Regions from separate parts of the Mus musculus genome. Here all the other regions are linked to region 2. The links are chromatin loops, found by intact Hi-C in ENCODE. Cell type or tissue: left cerebral cortex. All regions are shown on one strand. Each heading gives the region's core, and the rest is flanking DNA. Links, peaks and the distances in the headings are about the cores only.

The links. Hi-C counts contacts between places; a loop is a spot of excess contacts. Peaks named below come from ENCODE experiments on the same cell type or tissue, not always from the same donor. Only the 100,000 strongest peaks of a DNase experiment are listed, where the experiment ranks them.
Region 1: a loop joins it to region 2, with 3 times the contacts of the local background. A loop is called at or near these places in 4 of 42 quality-filtered maps.
Region 3: it touches region 2 in a loop (2.3-fold over the local background); 4 of 42 quality-filtered maps call a loop at or near these places.

The regions. Positions count from the first base shown.
Region 1 is chr4:28,811,559-28,818,045 of GRCm38, reverse strand. It overlaps Epha7 (Eph receptor A7), which reads right to left and starts at 4,915. Exons shown (of 17, transcript NM_010141.4): 1 at 4,566-4,915; 2 at 537-601. The coding sequence starts at 4,662. In left cerebral cortex, for the core only: CTCF peaks have their summits at 3,041 and 3,744; DNase peaks (open chromatin) are centred at 2,589, 3,099, 3,702 and 4,197; H3K4me3 peaks cover 4,860 bases; H3K27ac peaks cover 2,801 bases.
Region 2 is chr4:28,931,711-28,936,710 of GRCm38, reverse strand. It overlaps Epha7 (Eph receptor A7), which reads right to left. Exons shown (of 17, transcript NM_010141.4): 6 at 883-1,007. Among named protein-coding and RNA genes, the nearest start is that of Epha7, 120 kb to the right of the region's middle. In left cerebral cortex, for the core only: no CTCF peak of the experiment used is centred there; DNase peaks (open chromatin) are centred at 919, 2,668 and 3,079; H3K4me3 peaks cover 634 bases.
Region 3 is chr4:28,822,069-28,827,068 of GRCm38, reverse strand. All of the region lies in intron 3 of Epha7 (Eph receptor A7), which reads right to left. Among named protein-coding and RNA genes, the nearest start is that of Epha7, 11 kb to the right of the region's middle. In left cerebral cortex, for the core only: no CTCF peak of the experiment used is centred there; a DNase peak (open chromatin) is centred at 2,284.

The DNA of each region.
Region 1 (6,487 bases), core at 1-5,000, 120 kb after region 2:
CAGATAGTAAGATAACAACACAAATTTTAAGAAGCTAACATTTTATGGCAAATCTTACGTCTCAATATTCTTTTACAGTTTTTGTTACCCTCTGGAGTCTACTGTGGACAATGTTAAAACTATTTTTAGAAGATGAAAACAAGTTTCATACTGTTTTAAAGAATTACAGAGGTTCTACCTGGTGATCATTACCCAGAAGCATAAGGCAACTGTAGAGGCTTAAGTGAGTTAGCGAAAAGAATGTTCCCTGCAATTAGTAAGCATTTATAACCTGAACAAACAGGCATGATTGATACGACTCCCAGAAAGAACTCAAAGACTCTGGGCTTGATTTATTTTATTTTCTCCTTTCTCAAAGTTCAAAGTATACTTTCTATACTTTGAGAATCTAATATCTCATGAGAAAACAAAACATTAAACAATAATGTTAAGTTTTAAGCATTTTTAATGTATGGACATGAATAGTTCCCTCAGAGGGAAGCTTTCCTGTCTTTCTCTGACCAGCTACGATCATACTGTATGAGGTCTGTACCTACCCCACTGGGTGGAGAGGAAATCCATTCCAATTCTGTTTGTTGTGCTTTCGAGTCCAGTAATAGTACTGAAAAAGAGAAGTTTTATTTTCAATGTTACAAAAAAAATTAAGCACATCTCTAAACATTTTAGGATAAATCTATTTTTTATATAAAATTGCTACTTGATGACTTAAGACTTATATAAATGCATCAAGCAGTGAAGAGCCACAAAATACAAGCATAGGAAACTTTCTAGAGGGGGAAACATATTAAATTATACATGCACTTGTTTATACCTTCAATTAAAGTATAAAAAATATATTCCCAGTGAAACTAACATAAAAATGAGTTTAGAAAGCTAAGCTCAGGTACAATGGTTGTGCAGTAATAACATACAAGATCTTTGGAAGTCAGGGAGTTCACTACATTTAAAGACACGAACCTACTAAGATATCATCCCCACACTACTATTCAGCCTGGCTCCACTTTTCAATATTCTACCAGCGATACTTCCTATCGTCTCTTGACAACTGGGGTTTAATATTTAAAGGGGAAAACCCTCATAGCACCTTGCCTTCTATCAATATGAATATAGAAATGTTAAATCTATGTTAAACAATGCTACCATGAGGAACAAGTCTCTGTTATCTACAAGCTGTGCTTTTAAACAAGACAACCATCAGCTTTCAAATATATATATATTTGAAATTATATATATATATATATGTATATATATATATATATAATTTTAAATTGGACATTTTTCAACATACTAGCTATTCTCTAGATGGGTTAAGCTCCCAGCTGACTTTTACAAGGAGTTGTATTCCATCTTTAGACTACCAAAAACATAATTAATATTTATGAAAATTGTGATTAAAGTATTATTTGTATTAATGGAATAATTCATTAGAATGTTACCTGTTATAACACATTATGCTTTCAGTTGGTCATGATGTTACTCTAAGATAATTATTCTTATAAAATACTTACTGACCGAATTGATTTTAGAGCTACATAGCTTTGGTGTTTTAAAACAATATTCCTGACTGTCAGCATTTTCACAAATAATCTATTGGTCCAGAAATCATCGTGAATATTCTTTACATATGCTTAATGTCACCTCCAGGAAATTGTTCAAATTTTGACTTGAAAATATGTACTCAGATAAACTTCTTAATATTGAAACATATTCAGACTCCAATTTTAAAAGGTTTATGCTTTGAAAGGTAAAGAAGACGGGTGTTGAGAGACAAAAGAAGAGTAGATGATGCGCTCAGTTCCTTCTCCAGGAGTCAAAGTTATCCCCAGTAAATGGAAACAGATAGATACAAAAACAGGAGTCTGGTTTTAGTGTAGTGCATTTAAGATTGTCGGGGGGGTGGGGGAGAGGGATCGACTCCCTTTCAATTAAAAATACAAGTCACTTATAAATTTTCAATTTGTGTTCTAACTTGGAACACCAGTAAGTCGTTGGATTAGTGTATTCAGAAGAGCAATTGAGAAAGGATAGTTTCACAATACCTTGAGAAGGGATGAAGCCCAAGGAAACAAATTCAAGTCACAGAACTCTCTTTTGGAATTTATTGTGGGGGATGGGGAGCTTTTATATTGACAACAACCAGTGGATTTTAAACCTACATGACCTTTTGGGGTTAGTCTTAAGAATGAAATGAACCCTGAGATTATCCTCTCCTGCTATGCCTTTCCCCTCGGCTACCTGCTGGCCGGCAACTTAGCAAAGAAACCGGCAAATCAAGAGGAAGTAGAAGGTGGCCACCGAGCTGGCGAGGCTTTCGGAAGCTCTGGAGTGCTGAATGCAATCGCCCCGTGACCGTCTTCCCTCTGGACTGCCGTACCGAGTCAGCCTCACTGCGCGCCCCGGAGAAGGCACAGGGCAGCTGGCCGCTACCGGGAGTCCAGAGCCGCGGCTCTGCGGTGAGCCTGGAGGCTCCAGCGCTGCCCGAGCATCAGGGCGGGGCGGGGCGGGGCGGGGCAGCCAGACGGCTGCGCCCGCCAACCTAGCGTCCATTACACTTCCAGACCTGGGACTCCAGGGAGCGGGTGGCGCCCAGCCTGGGCAGGAGTCGCGAGGAACAGACGGGCTTTCGGGAAGCGCCTCCTCTGAGGGCGCGGCGGCGGTTGTACTGTCGGGATGGAGAGCAGCGGCCGCAATTAGCCTCAGCGTTCCCGGGCCACTCCTGCCGCGCTAGGGAACCGGGAAAGGGGACCCGGGAGGTTGGTCGCCACCCCAGCTGCCCTAGAGGCCGCGCACCTGCTCGCGGCGCTGCTGGCCAAGCTCCTTGGGTGCCGTGATGCCCCGGGCCACCTCCGGGTAGCAGCGCTCAGGGAACGCCACCGCCTGATTGCGCGCCGGAGCGCCCCGAGCGTCGCCACCGAGAAGTCGGGCGCGTTCCCTACCACCTGCCTCTTAAACATCTTGTCTGCATCTAAAGAACTCAGGCTCCGAGAATCAGAACCCTCTCCACGTAGCACCGGAGGAGGAGAGCAAGAGAGGCCTGCTGGCTGCAGGCACCTCTCCCCCTAGTGATGCAGTTATTTATAGCTCAAACTCCTGCTGGAGTCTGCCAGAGCTCGCGCGCGCCGCTTCGCCGTGCGGGGCAAACTTTTCCTTAGATCCCGCTATTCCGGAGGAATCGGGACAAGGTGGCAGGGTGTCGGTTTCTGGTCACCAAAGTCAAGAGGCTTGAAATGTATGTTTGATGTGTGTGTGTGTGTGTGTGTGTGTGTGTGTGTGTGTGTGTGTATGTGTGTGTGTAGCAGATGCTGGTCCACCTGCAGACATAACCATCAGCTCAGAGGCACGTTTTTCTCTCAATGGATTCAGCGTCAACACAGACTGCAGATGTGCAAAGTGGGGCCAGAAGGTCAGGCTGTTCCAAAGTAGGGTACTGTACCGGGTTGGGGATGTTGAGTTAACGAAGAAGGGTGGACGAAGAGAATAAAGAAAAGCCGCGTGAAATCTTAAGTTTTAGGAATAAAAGAATCGAGGACCAGTATGCCCCCTCCCTTTAGTACTGCTATGACCTAAATCTAACAGATCTCTCGCCCTCCACACCCCCGAACAGGCTTCTAAAGTATCCAAGAAATCAACCTTAGAAACGCAAGCTTGTCAGATGAGGTACCGGTATTGTGACACTGCTTAGCAGCAAGACACTTCCTTTGACAGGATTTATTTTTCCCCAGCTCCAACTACAGGCACCAAAAGGTATTTTACCTTTTGCCAATGGTTCAAAGGAGACGCAGGGAAAAATACCCACGTACAGGCGTATCCTGTGGTCAAAAGAAGCCTCCCCTCGCGTACCAGAACTCGTCCCCAGAGGCCAGGACTGGCTACTTGGACTCCCGGAGTACCGGACCTGGGCCAAGTGACGGGAGACTTCTCACTCGGTGGCCTCTCCGTGCAAACTGCCGGCTGCGGCCAGTCCTCCCGGCGGCGGGTCGAGCCCGAGCCCCGCGCGCTGCCTCCCCTCGCGGCCGCATTGTTTCGAGCGGCAGCCGAGCGCCCACCGCAGGCCCGCGCCGCTGCCGCCGCCGCCGCCGCCGCCGCCGCAGTGAGCGAGTCGGCGGGAGCCCGAGCGCTCGCAGCCACGGAAGTCTCGGCTCCTCCGGGGAGGCTGGGGGCGACGCGGAGCTCCACTCCCCAGGTTTCGAACCAACTCTCACTGTGGCGTCCACGGCAGGCCGACCGCAAGAGAAGGAGCAAACGCGGCGGTTGGAGCTGAAGACCCGAGATGCCGGATGCAAAGGAGCTCGCTCGCCCTTCAGCCTCGCCACCATGGCCCCCCGAGCTGCCCGGCTGCAGAGCGCGCGCCAGTCCCCGGCCACCCCTTGGAGCTCCGGGGCCCCGACTAGTCCCGGCCGGTCGCCTCTGGTCGATTGGAACTGAGGGCGGGGAGGGGGCGGGGGGTCGAGGGAGGGTCGCCCGGCGCCGGAGGCGCGGCGGCCAGCGCCGCGGACCCGTCGGCTCGTGCAGGTAGACAGCGAAATAAATAAGTCAGAACAAACTTTGCTTTCCTCTGGCCTTACCTTCCTTCGCAGCCTGCGCCTCCCCCGTGTGTGCAAAGCCAAGCAGCCAGATGTAACACAAAATAATCCACGAAGGGAACCGAGTTTGAACAACCATGGTGCATGAGCAGGTTTGATTTTTTTAGGCTGCAGTTGGGTCGCAGCTCTTTAGATGCTGTTTGCTCCGAAGTGGGTTATTATTGTTGTTATTATTGCGCTCCTCGCATCGATCCCCTTCTGGGTCCCAGGCCGTCTGCTCCACGCTTAGCTGTTTGATTTCTCTCTCCCCCCTCCGGTTCGTTCGCACCGTGTTTGCTGCCTGCAAGTCTCCGACTGCAGACCGGCCGCTTGCTCCACACTCCAATAATATCAATTAGGGGGGAGGAGGCGGGGCTACGAACCCAGAGCCTCCGCCACTCCGACTGAGTGGCAGCCGCAGCCCGCCTGCTAGGCGGCGATTCCCACGGCCGGGGGGCGGGTCCCTACGAAGTGGCCGCCTCTACCTTGGAGGCGGGGTCCTGAGCAGGAGCCAATCAACGCCGAGCGGAGTCGGGTTGCGAGTCCAGGATTCCCTCCCAGATCGGTTGCCGGGAAAGCGGGGACGAGCCGCGTTAGGCCAGCGGCGTGCAGTCGGGAGCACTTGGCTTTTAGCTACTGCAGCTTCACTGAGCTGAATAAACCCGAGAATAACTCTCCCGTCTTACACTCCTGTATATAGCAGTGCTGCTCAACGTCTTCTAGACGGCATAGGCGAAACAAGCCTTCCCTCAACTACCAATCACCGACCCCGACCCGGACAGTGAAACTGAGCTATGCTTTTAGAACGCCTTTTACTTTTTTGTTAGCAGCCTCAGCAGGTCGGATAACTTTGGTTTTCTGCCTTTTTTCTTTCTTTCTTTTCTTTTCCTCTCTTTTGTTTTCAAAAGTTTGAACTTCTGTTCTGTAACTCGAGAGGCATGTTTAACTACTACTCCCCTATCTCTGGAAAAATAAAATTAATCAAAAGTGCCCCCCGCCCCCCAAAAGAAAACCTTTCAATGTTTGCCTGAGTTCACAACAACCTATGACAAAAGAAACAGGGAAAGTGGGGCTGGAGAAAGGAAGTCTTTTGTTTTATGCTCGCCTCTTCTCTCCTTCTATCTTCAGTTTCTTCTCAGGCAAAATAGGACCTTAGAAAACGTTTCTTGTCGTTTTTACTTACATGCTTCTCATTTTCTGGGGTCTTTCATAGGTTGCTCTACTTGAATTGTTTCCCATTTCGCTGTGTAAATAACATTCAGTTCTAAAGAAAGCCGCCAGGTACTAAATTCACATAGCCATTCCTTCTACTTGGGCAAACATTTACTATTTTCTGTAGTTAGTCCATAATTATTCTGTAATTATCTTTCTAAAAAAAGCTAAGACTAAAAATGTAACCAACATTTCCACTTGAATTCACCCAATCCTAGCTACAAGAAAAAAGTGTGTGGAGAAATCTGTTTTCCATTAGGCAGTTTTGCACACTTTGCAAGCAAGAGGTGGTTGACATTGTAAAATGAAAATCTTAAAAATGTAATGGCCAAATCATCTATGTCAAGGGTCACACTGAGTAGATAAGTACGTCATATTTTAAGATGGATTTTCCTTTTATTGTTCTATATTTTTAAAGAAAAGGAAAGAAAAATAAACACTCATTGATGATCAGCCTTTATTTCTGATGGACAAAAAGTTCAACCTCGGACTTCCTGGTTGACCTCTGGAAATGTGTGCTGGTTTCTCTCTGATATGTACAGGAGGGATAGTGTAGATAAAAAGAGATTACAGCCCCCAGATTCTTTTCTATTTTTACGGTTTTCTTCTGTTGTTTAACTTGCCTAATATAATTATACCAAAGAAAGAAATGAAGTTTTCCTTCTTTTCCAATCACGTCGCTTCTGTAGTTTATGTATTAAATTTTACGTATT
Region 2 (5,000 bases), core at 1-5,000:
ACATTTTAATGAAGTTGATCATTCCCAAATTTTGTCAAATATTAGGATTTATTTTTATAATCATGTCTAAATAGTGAAGTAGTTTCATGTACTGGAGCATTCACCTAACTGCATTAAATGTATATAGTATCATTTATTACAATTATGGTCATACTATTTATTAGTGGTGGTTTCTGCATTTTAAATTGAGTGATGTGTTTCTGTGTGGTAAAACTCACATAAGTGTTAGTAAATAAGGTTGACAGTTTCATCCTTTCTAAACAAGACATGGATGAATGGATTCATATGGACAGATTCTTTCTTATTAATATTTGTTCATTCTATGGAGAGTATAGAAAGGAACACCACATGAGTTTTAGACTTTCTATAGAAAAAGAGGCATAAGGCATAATAATTCTGTATTTATGCTAGAGAATCTAAGGAATGGAATAACATCATGACAATCTTAGTGTTGGAGGGTATTATATACATATTATGCACAATATCATCAGCTATTACAACAGTATTTGAAAACATCGGTCCTATGAAAGCCCTAAATTAAAGTTTCATTAAGCACACAAATTGACTGAAAGGGACACTGTTCAAAATGTATTGGATTGATTAGTTTCTGTGTCATAAAAGCGCTCTATCGAATAATTAAATTAAAAAAAAAACCTGAAGAAATCCACTACGAGTACAATATTCTCATTTGTGTGACACAGAAAGCTAACCAATAGAGCTGTTGGTCACAATCCTAAACCAGAGGTGGTGGTGATGGCTATTAATAGTAAGTATGGATCCTGATGTAGCTCCGAATTGTAGTGGAATGCCCAGGACTGCATGCAGCGCAGTTGGATGGTGTCAGGCACCGCACTGTTGGCGCCACAGCTCTCTCACACTTACTTTCTCATAATACTTGATTTCATATTCCGTGATGACTCCATTGGGATGCTCCGGCTCCTGCCAGGAAAGCTGCACACTCCGCTGCAGTACTCGCTCCTTCATGACTCCACTCACTTGCGAGGGAGCTGTTTGGACAAGATGTGTCAATAAACAATGAGAGAATTCACCGGGTGCCTCAAATCATATGTCACAACTGATCAGTCCCATGCCGTGCCAGTTTCATTAAGGTAAAAGAAAGCACCTTTTCATAGCTCACAATTCAAAAGCTAATGAATATTCAAACAGGACCTTATTACTGTTCATAAACCTTAATAGAAATTTAAATGAAAGTGCAAACAGCAGAAGATAGCATTGTTCAAGTTGCTGGAAAACGAAAATCATGGGGCCGAGGATGACAATTAAGCAAATGAATGCTAATTAAGGCTAGAAAATATGATTTCAGATTAATCTCCAGTGATAAACCGAGTCCAAATATTTATTTTACACAAAACAAAAATACACGTTTCAAACGAAATAAAAAAAATCAGAATACTGTAGAGAAATAAAAGTTCATGAAGCAGCGTCTTCACTTAAAGGGTACACACTTTAAAATGTTTTTATGTTTCATTTGTGTATGCGGATGTACATATATATTCCAGTCTGAATGAACAGCAACTAACTTTGGTGAGAAGTTTTACACTTCATTAGGTGAACATGCTACAGTATGTGCAAATTCTCCCATGTCAAGCTGGGCATGGGATGCCGTCGGCTTTACACCCTGACATACGTAATGCACCTCTGTAACCCTGACTCGTGAGCCTCTATGGAGGCAGTTCAAAGCTAAAGTGTTGCTTTCTCTCCCTTTGCTGATAATAGTATGCGCTGAGTTCCTTCGTTCTAATTAGAGGCATATCCTCTTTCTGGTAGCCAAGGCTTTGGAATTCAGTAAGCTAATTTGCTCTGTCCAATTTGCTCCGTGATGATTTACTACTCGTCCCCTCTGCCTAAGTGAGTAGCTGCGCCGACTTGGCTGATTTTCAGTGGGGTCATTATGTTTCATGGATCATGCTCTATCTCATTCTGTAAAATATTTTCAAGGCTGTTAATTTAATTTTCAGATGTCCGAAATTGTTAATAATCCTGCTGACAGAAAAGCAATTATACGGGACCAAAGCCATTTAAGCAAATTTCTGATGTTTATCCCTGTGGCTTTTTGTTTCTTCTACTTCATAATACTTTCTTGCATCAATGTCTGGAAAACACATTTTGCACATATTCTATCATATTCTATGTTTTGCGGTTTTGAAGGAAGGGCAAGGAAGATTCATGACTGCCATTTTTGCCCACATTAATAAAAAAAATAACTAGGCAGATTAAGTGGAATGTCTTTTGCTTGAAGAAAATTCAGGTGAGGCTTTCTGTAGACTGTATTTACAGGTAAATGCATATCTGGTACATTTGCAGTGAAACAAATTTGCAATGAGAAACCCATTTTCAACAACATTTATCCCTTTGCAGTAGTTATGAAAACCTATCTCTACACTGAGGGAGACCAGGCTTAGAGCAGCTCACAAAGTGAGATGTGTGAGTGGCCTCCATGGCCTCAGGAAGCGTAAACACCAACCAACAAGAAGGTCCTGCTGCATTTGGCGTTTCAAAAGTCTCATTTGCTCTGAAACCTAGAACACAGCCCAGGTGGAAATACTGCAAAGAGCTGCACATGCTCACCCACACACTGCTGTGTGATCACTGCATATAATTTAGTTGGGCTACGTGAAATCAAGTTGGGAAGGAATGGGTGATGTTGTTTAACACATTTAAGACTACCGTCTACTTTCAAATAGCATGCATCACACACTGTAGTTTTCAGTGACTGCTTAAACTCTTCTTAGTTGCCTTCTCAAAACTGAAAGACACAGGAAGCCTTGGATTCTCAGTGCTCTGGAGAAAATGCGGGCTATAAATACACCTTGCTTAGTTACTGCCACGTGGAGCAAGCTCTACTGTAAAAGAAGACTTGAGTTTTGAAAGTTACACTAAAATTACACTCGCTATTTGAAACTGTAAAAGAACTTTTACAGATATAATTATGATAATTGAGGATATGGGAGAAAGGGTGCCAAAAACCCTTTGAAATGTGTAATATTTTGAAATTCACCCTATTGCACTAATGGTTCACCATGCCACAACAGATGTCTCTGCTTTTGCACAGGAAACCACGCCCACAAGGGGACACACTGATCTTTTCGTACACCTATTTGACTTTAAAACCTCTGCTGACAGTATATTCAGGCACGTGCTTTCAGAGGGCATAGACAGAAGTGTTAGCAACTGACACTTGAGAATAGTGAGTCATGCAAAAGAAAACCCTTCAAATACAAGGTTTTGGTTCAGAAAAACTGATAATATTTTCCCCAAGTTCTACTATTTTAGGTATAGAAGACAGGCGCCACCAAAGTATACCATCTATAAACACAGATAACTCTGAACTAGTCAGATTCTAAGAAGGTCAGTTTACAAAGTAATTGATATAAGAGAGTCATAGGTGAGCTGATGCTAAAACACAATGCACCGTGTGGTTACCTTGTCATATCTAATCTACTTTCTGAAACACAGTATATCTACTCACGTCAAATGCTCAGTTAATTATAACCCATGGTTCATTTCTGAAAATGAAATCTAAAATGAAATTACATAACATTTAACAACCAATTGCATGGTATGACACTAATTTATAATGTCCATACTTATTAAAATGAAATCAATATATAATTCAATTGGAACTGATGTGAAACTAATAAGCAGTAAGCAATAATGTGAACTTGGAAATATTTGTTAGGAAGTATTAATATGGCAAAGCTATCTAACAATCTTTAGCAGAGTTTGTATGGAATGATTCACGGATACATTTCCCACCTCCATGTATGGAAATATTCAAATTTGACGCTTTGAACTAGGGAGAGGGATGCAATTTTCTTGGTTTTCAAAAATTCTTCTGAAGCATAAGGAGAGATATAAAATACACCATGCAATACCAAGCCATGTAGTAGACTGTTACCTGTATTTGGAATCTATACTAAATGATAATTAACATATGACCTGAGGAAATCAAGGCACAATTTCCATAGATAAATAGTAAATCTCAATAGCACGATAACAAAGTTGGTGATTTTTATGAATCCAGAAATTCAAAGTAAAATAAAGCAAAAAAGTATGTTTTGATTTGGTAAGATCAAGTTTTAGATTTATAATCTCTAACCAGGATGGATTACTGACATATAAAGCTAAACCAAGAGTTACTTTGTACAGTTTGATATCTATACAGCCAAATATCATCTTTTATCTTAACTTCTGATTCAATTTCAAAGTCACATTTAGATTACAGAACAAGGCCTTCATTTTTGTCTTGCAAAAATGTTAAGCATGCCTATTTGTATGTGTGTGTATGTGCATGTATGAAGGCTTGCATGCACATGCATGGTTAGAGAAATTTTTCTCCATGTAGTAGAGAAAAAAATAACTTGAAAACACAGTAGGAGTTATGGTGACACCGCACGGGACACTGAAGCTGAAAGAAAAACTAGAGACTTTAATATGGAAAGATGGTCCAGCTAGGGTTGGTGATTTGTGTTGAGGTAACACAGTACAACAATAGTGGGAAACACAAGAAGATATGGCGGGGGACCCTGGCTGACAGCAGAGAGATGCATACTGCAGTCCTTTATGAAGCGCCAAAGAATTGAATGAGCATGGATTTTTTTTTCCCCCTAAAGCTTCCCAAATTACAAATCTATGAGCAGAAAATAAAAGGAAAGAAGGAAGGGAAAAGAAAAGGAGGCAGGCAGGCAGGCAAGCAGACAGGGAGGAAGGAGGCAGGCAGGCAGGCCGGCAGGCAGGCAGGCAGGCAGGCAGGCTAGCCCAGATCAGCTTATAGCCTGAGGAAACTGTGAGAAAAAAAAAATGGATTGCGCTGAATGAAGCTCTTTCAGAATTCTAACGCAACAAATATTGGTTATAAAACAAATGGCCTTAGGTTACTCATTTTAGGGAAATTTCTCATCACAGCAATAGTAAAGAAAGTTTGTGCACTTCCCCTTTTAATAACTATTGACAAGGGTAGTGATTGTATAGATCATGAT
Region 3 (5,000 bases), core at 1-5,000, 110 kb after region 2:
GATATCACCTCAAATCAGTACACTATATTAGAACCATAATTATGATTATAATTCTAGCTATTTTTCCCTAAATATGTTATGTATATTTTTACATGAGTTTTCCTGCAAAAGTGTTCAAAAGACAATTCATAATTCCTGTATAGAAACACCAATATTCTAATAACTAAGTTCAGTAGTGGTGTTAAGCCTTAACTTTGGATATTTAAAACATTTCTAATATTTCAGATACAAACATTGTTTGAAATGAAAATGGATGAGCAAATGATATTTTATTTTATTTAAATGCCCTTTGGTGTGCTATCGGAATTAGAATGCTATATTAAAAGACAATACGCTGGCTGCAGCCTGAACAATATATGTTCAATCATTTATTGCCATAATATTTCTTTATCTAGGATATATAATACTACATAATAATGATAATACTGCACATTCATTGATTATTTCTTATGTCCCAGATACTATTTCTAGGGTTTAACATTTATTAGTCCATTCAATTCCTACAATACCCCTATGAGGGAAGTACTATTTTTATTAGCCCCAATTTAAACTTTAAAAAATTCAAGTTTAGAATGTCCTACTTTATGCACCTGGTAAGGTGTGGATCCAGAAAACGAGGATTCCATAATTTCTGCTAGAGCAATATAACTTGTAATACAGATTACCTTTCTTTTAATATTCATTTAGCAATACAGTATATTTCTAAGACTCATTGGCTATCATGGAAATTGATGGCACTATTTATTAAATAGTCTGTCAAATTAAAAAATAGTCACAGGCTTCAGAAGTGTAAATGAGAAATAATTTTAAATATTGTTAATATTTTTAATTCAAATGAATGTTTAAAGTTCTACAATGGTGTATGTTACAAGTTTATAAATCATATATATCACCAAAGTAATAGTTCTATTAATATATCAAATGAAAATAAGATACACCTGAAGAAAACCCTTTTTTTGAGGGGGGGGGGTTTGGTTGGTTGATTGTTTTTGTTTTGTTTTTTGTTTTTGTTTTTTTTTGTTTTGTTTTTGTTTTTCCAGACAAGGTTTCTCTGTGTAGCCCTGGCTGTCCTGGAACTCACTTTGTACACCAGGCTGGCCTCAAACTCAGAAATCTGCCTGTCGCTGCCTCAAGAAAACCCTTTATAAGGAAAACTATGTCCATACTTTTTAATTTTATTTTTCAAATAATCACAAAGAAATTCCTAATTTTTTTCTTTATAAAAATGAAATTTAGCAAAATAACACACACAAAAATTCAAATCTCTATAATATCATTTTCTATAAGTTTTATGATATAAATTCTATGTTTAAGTCAGAAAGAACATTTTGAAAGCAAAGAAGACAGGACATCTGAGCCAGATAATTCTGTAGACATTCTCCATAAACTAAAACATGATTCTTTCTGAAGTATCTAACACACTGAAGTCCAGAACAGATTTCTTGGAAGCATGTGGCATAGTTTCAAGAAAGACAAAAGCGAAATAAAGATTCAATATTCTCATCTAAGTTTACCAACTTAGAATCTCTGAGATTCAGCTTATTAGTGAAGTTACAGTGATTAAATGAGGAATTGAAAAATGTTATTGCTTAACATCTACTGAAAATTGCCTACAGCAATCTAAGAGAAATCTCAGCTACAGATGTGCACAGTGAAAATCACGCAAAAATATTTTAACAATAAATATACTTCACAAATATACTTACTAACCTTCCCATATTATAAAATATATTTTAAAATGTATTTTTTAAATGGCTATTCTCCTTACTTAGAAAAATATATTGGCCAGTTTTTTCAAGTTTCAGTTTAAAGAGAAATTTTCAAAAGAAAAAATTTTTGGCGAGAAAAAAATCTTACAAATTAGAATTATGTATTTTACAACAACTGTAAGTGTCTGCTTTTAAGAACTATAATACTTAATTATTGAATAGAAATTCTTCATGCATTCAGAGGTTTAAGAACCATGTGGCTTTAGGAACAGATTCACTTTTTCAAGTTCACAAAATAAACTGACATCAAGTAAAAAACTGTGATCAGTTTTTGCAGTTATTGACCTTTCACGTTGGATGTTACAAGCATCCGAATGATCCGCTAGACAGCCCCCAGATAAACTAGGCTTTAAGTGGCTAATCAGTCACATTTGGCTAGGGACACACCAGCATCCCCTCTCAATACATCAGTGTTCCTCAATACGGGACAGGATTTGTTTTCCAACTCTTAACAGGATCATTGAGAGGGAACAGGAGGAATATTATAAAGGCAGGCCTGGATCAAGTCCAGAGGCAAGCACCCGCACAGCCATGCCCTGGAGCCTCGCCAAGGAGCAGAGTGTTTCCACAAATGGCATGATTCCTTCCTCATGTATCACCAATGCAGAAAACCCATGAACATTTCTGTCACAGTTAATATCACTGACTTACAATACGACAAACATGAGGCATATAGAGGTATCTTATTTCTTTATGCCTGTACAAGCTGAGTGACTACTCTCAATACCTAATTCCATCTATTACACTGCAAAGTTTCATGTAGAGGAATATGAAGAATTACTACTTGAAGTTTAGGCACCAAGATGTAGTTCACAGGTGACAGTAATTTTGGTCACCAAATATAGTATTAACTTCTTAAAGCCAAAATAATTATTTGTAATCAGACAATGTTTAGCAAAATGGTTTTGCTCAGTTGAAAAAAATTCGGGCCATTTCTTCATGGCAAATACATCTTTAAACTATGGTTAAAGATATTTGTATTAAGTTTTCTATTAATATGTTTACAACTCAAACACTTCCTACTAAATAAAATAAAATAAAACATTATAATTTTCATTAAAAAACTTAATTCTTCCAAAAATGGAACCTTTAATATTATTTCCTAGTCTTTCATCAGATAAATTTAATAGTGAAGTTTTACATATGTATTTCTGATTTGTTTTTTTCCACATTTATAATTGTGCAAAATATAAATTTTTCTTTCACATTAATTAAAATATTAGCATTAGCTTGTGCTTTTTTAAAGAAAATTCTGGATTGTTGCTGTCAAAAATCTCTAAATAATTGTTACAACTGGCATTGTAACATTACTTTTCCAGTAACTGTTGTTAAGGTCTACTAGATAAAAACTTCACCTTTCATCTGATTAGTTCATTAGAGAAGTGATTGTGTTTATACAGTAAGACAGACATTCTTCTGCCAAAGAGTGATGCTAAGTCTTTGTGTCACTTTTGTGGTTCTCAGCTATGGAATTCTTAAGATTTCCTAATTGAGTACTCTCGTGAGAAATGAAAGAGGGGTCTGGATTGTAGGGACATAGAGAATGTTGTGTTTGCTAATAGACCTAAGCCAGCAGAGGCTTCATTTGTTTGTTCCTAGTTCACTTGACATTGTTATCTACCCCAGAGATAATAACTGAGTGCTGGAGGGGAAGTACTTTATCTCAGTCCTCCTAATCCACTGCATGCATTCAGCTCTTCCAATAAGGGTGAAAAACTTAAGAGCTCAGCTTTTATGCTTATGTCAAAAGGAGAGATATTCAATAAATATGTAAAGTGTCTCTTTTGCTTTACAAAACAAAACCAAACAACTAAACAGCAGGTCTCCTTGTACAGTCAGGTGTCCTGATGTACCCTAAGCCAGCCTCAGGTTTGTCACAGAGTGCTTGGATACACTGTGTTAATCCTGTATAGTTTTGATGCGATATTAAATTTACCACAACACAACTAAATTATTATTTCAGATTATATTGAATGCTGATAATTTTAATTGTATATGTATTCTTTTTTCTTAGAAATTTAGTATGTAATTTCTTATAGAAGATTTCAATTTAGAATGCCCATTAAAAAAAAAGCCAAAAAATCATATGCACTTAAATAAATTTTCAGAATCAGAAATTTTGTTTTGTTTCTTCTGTCTGTTTATTTTAAGACAGAGTTTCACCATGTAGCTCTGACTGGGCTGGAACATACTATGTAGACCAAGCTGTCCTTGAAGTTGTAGCTCTGACTGGGCTGGAACATACTATGTAGACCAAGCTGTCCTTGAAGTTGGGCATACGCCTGACTCTGCCTTCAGAGATTTGGGATTAAAGGTGTACACCACAACTCTTGGTTTGTGAAATCTAAATATTTTTAAATTACTATTTATTCTTTTAAAAGTCATATAAGTTTGGGGGAAAAGAGCTTGCTACTATGTGAGAAACATTTAAGTTCAACAATGAATAATAATTTTGTTAGGATTGTTCTTTGTGACAGAAACTACAATAATGTTGCTAAAAATCATATGCCCAAGAGTTAAAAAATGTCAAGTTTGAATATTACACTAACACAGTAGTATTAACATAACAGCAAGGTATCTATTTGCTTTGCAGAGGTTCCCCTTTGCATTGTCTAAAACAGATTAGGACAAGGTCACCTACTTCATCAAGCAAGCTAATAGAAAGAAAACACCAGGATGAGTACCCAGAGTAGCTAATGGACAATGTACTTAGCTATAACAATTATTAGGTATAGTCATCTTTAAACTAACCACTCATTGCAAATAGTTAAATGATGTTGCCACCCAAGCAGTTTAAGATATACATAAAAGCCATTTTGCAGAGTATATTATACTTTGTAAGTTAATAGCAACATAAGTCATACAATTGTAACTGTAACTATATGTATATATGTATAAAATATGTATATATGTAAAAATATTGGCCTGTAGTTGATCACATAATGATAATTAACAGAAAATTGTTCTAAAATAAAATATTGTTCAAAAAACAAACATGAGTAACTCCGTGGCTCTCTGGTGACAGTTTAAACTCTACTTCAGACGCCTTCTACAACAATACGATCCACTCTAGTATGACATATCAAGCGCACCCATTTTTATTCTTCACGTCAGAAAAAAAAATGACATCATTTGGCAAAAGTAAGTAGCTACAGTGCTGTCACATTACAACCCCCTTATTTATAAGTGACAATTCTAAATATATGTGCCACATTTGTTAATACTTTGAGA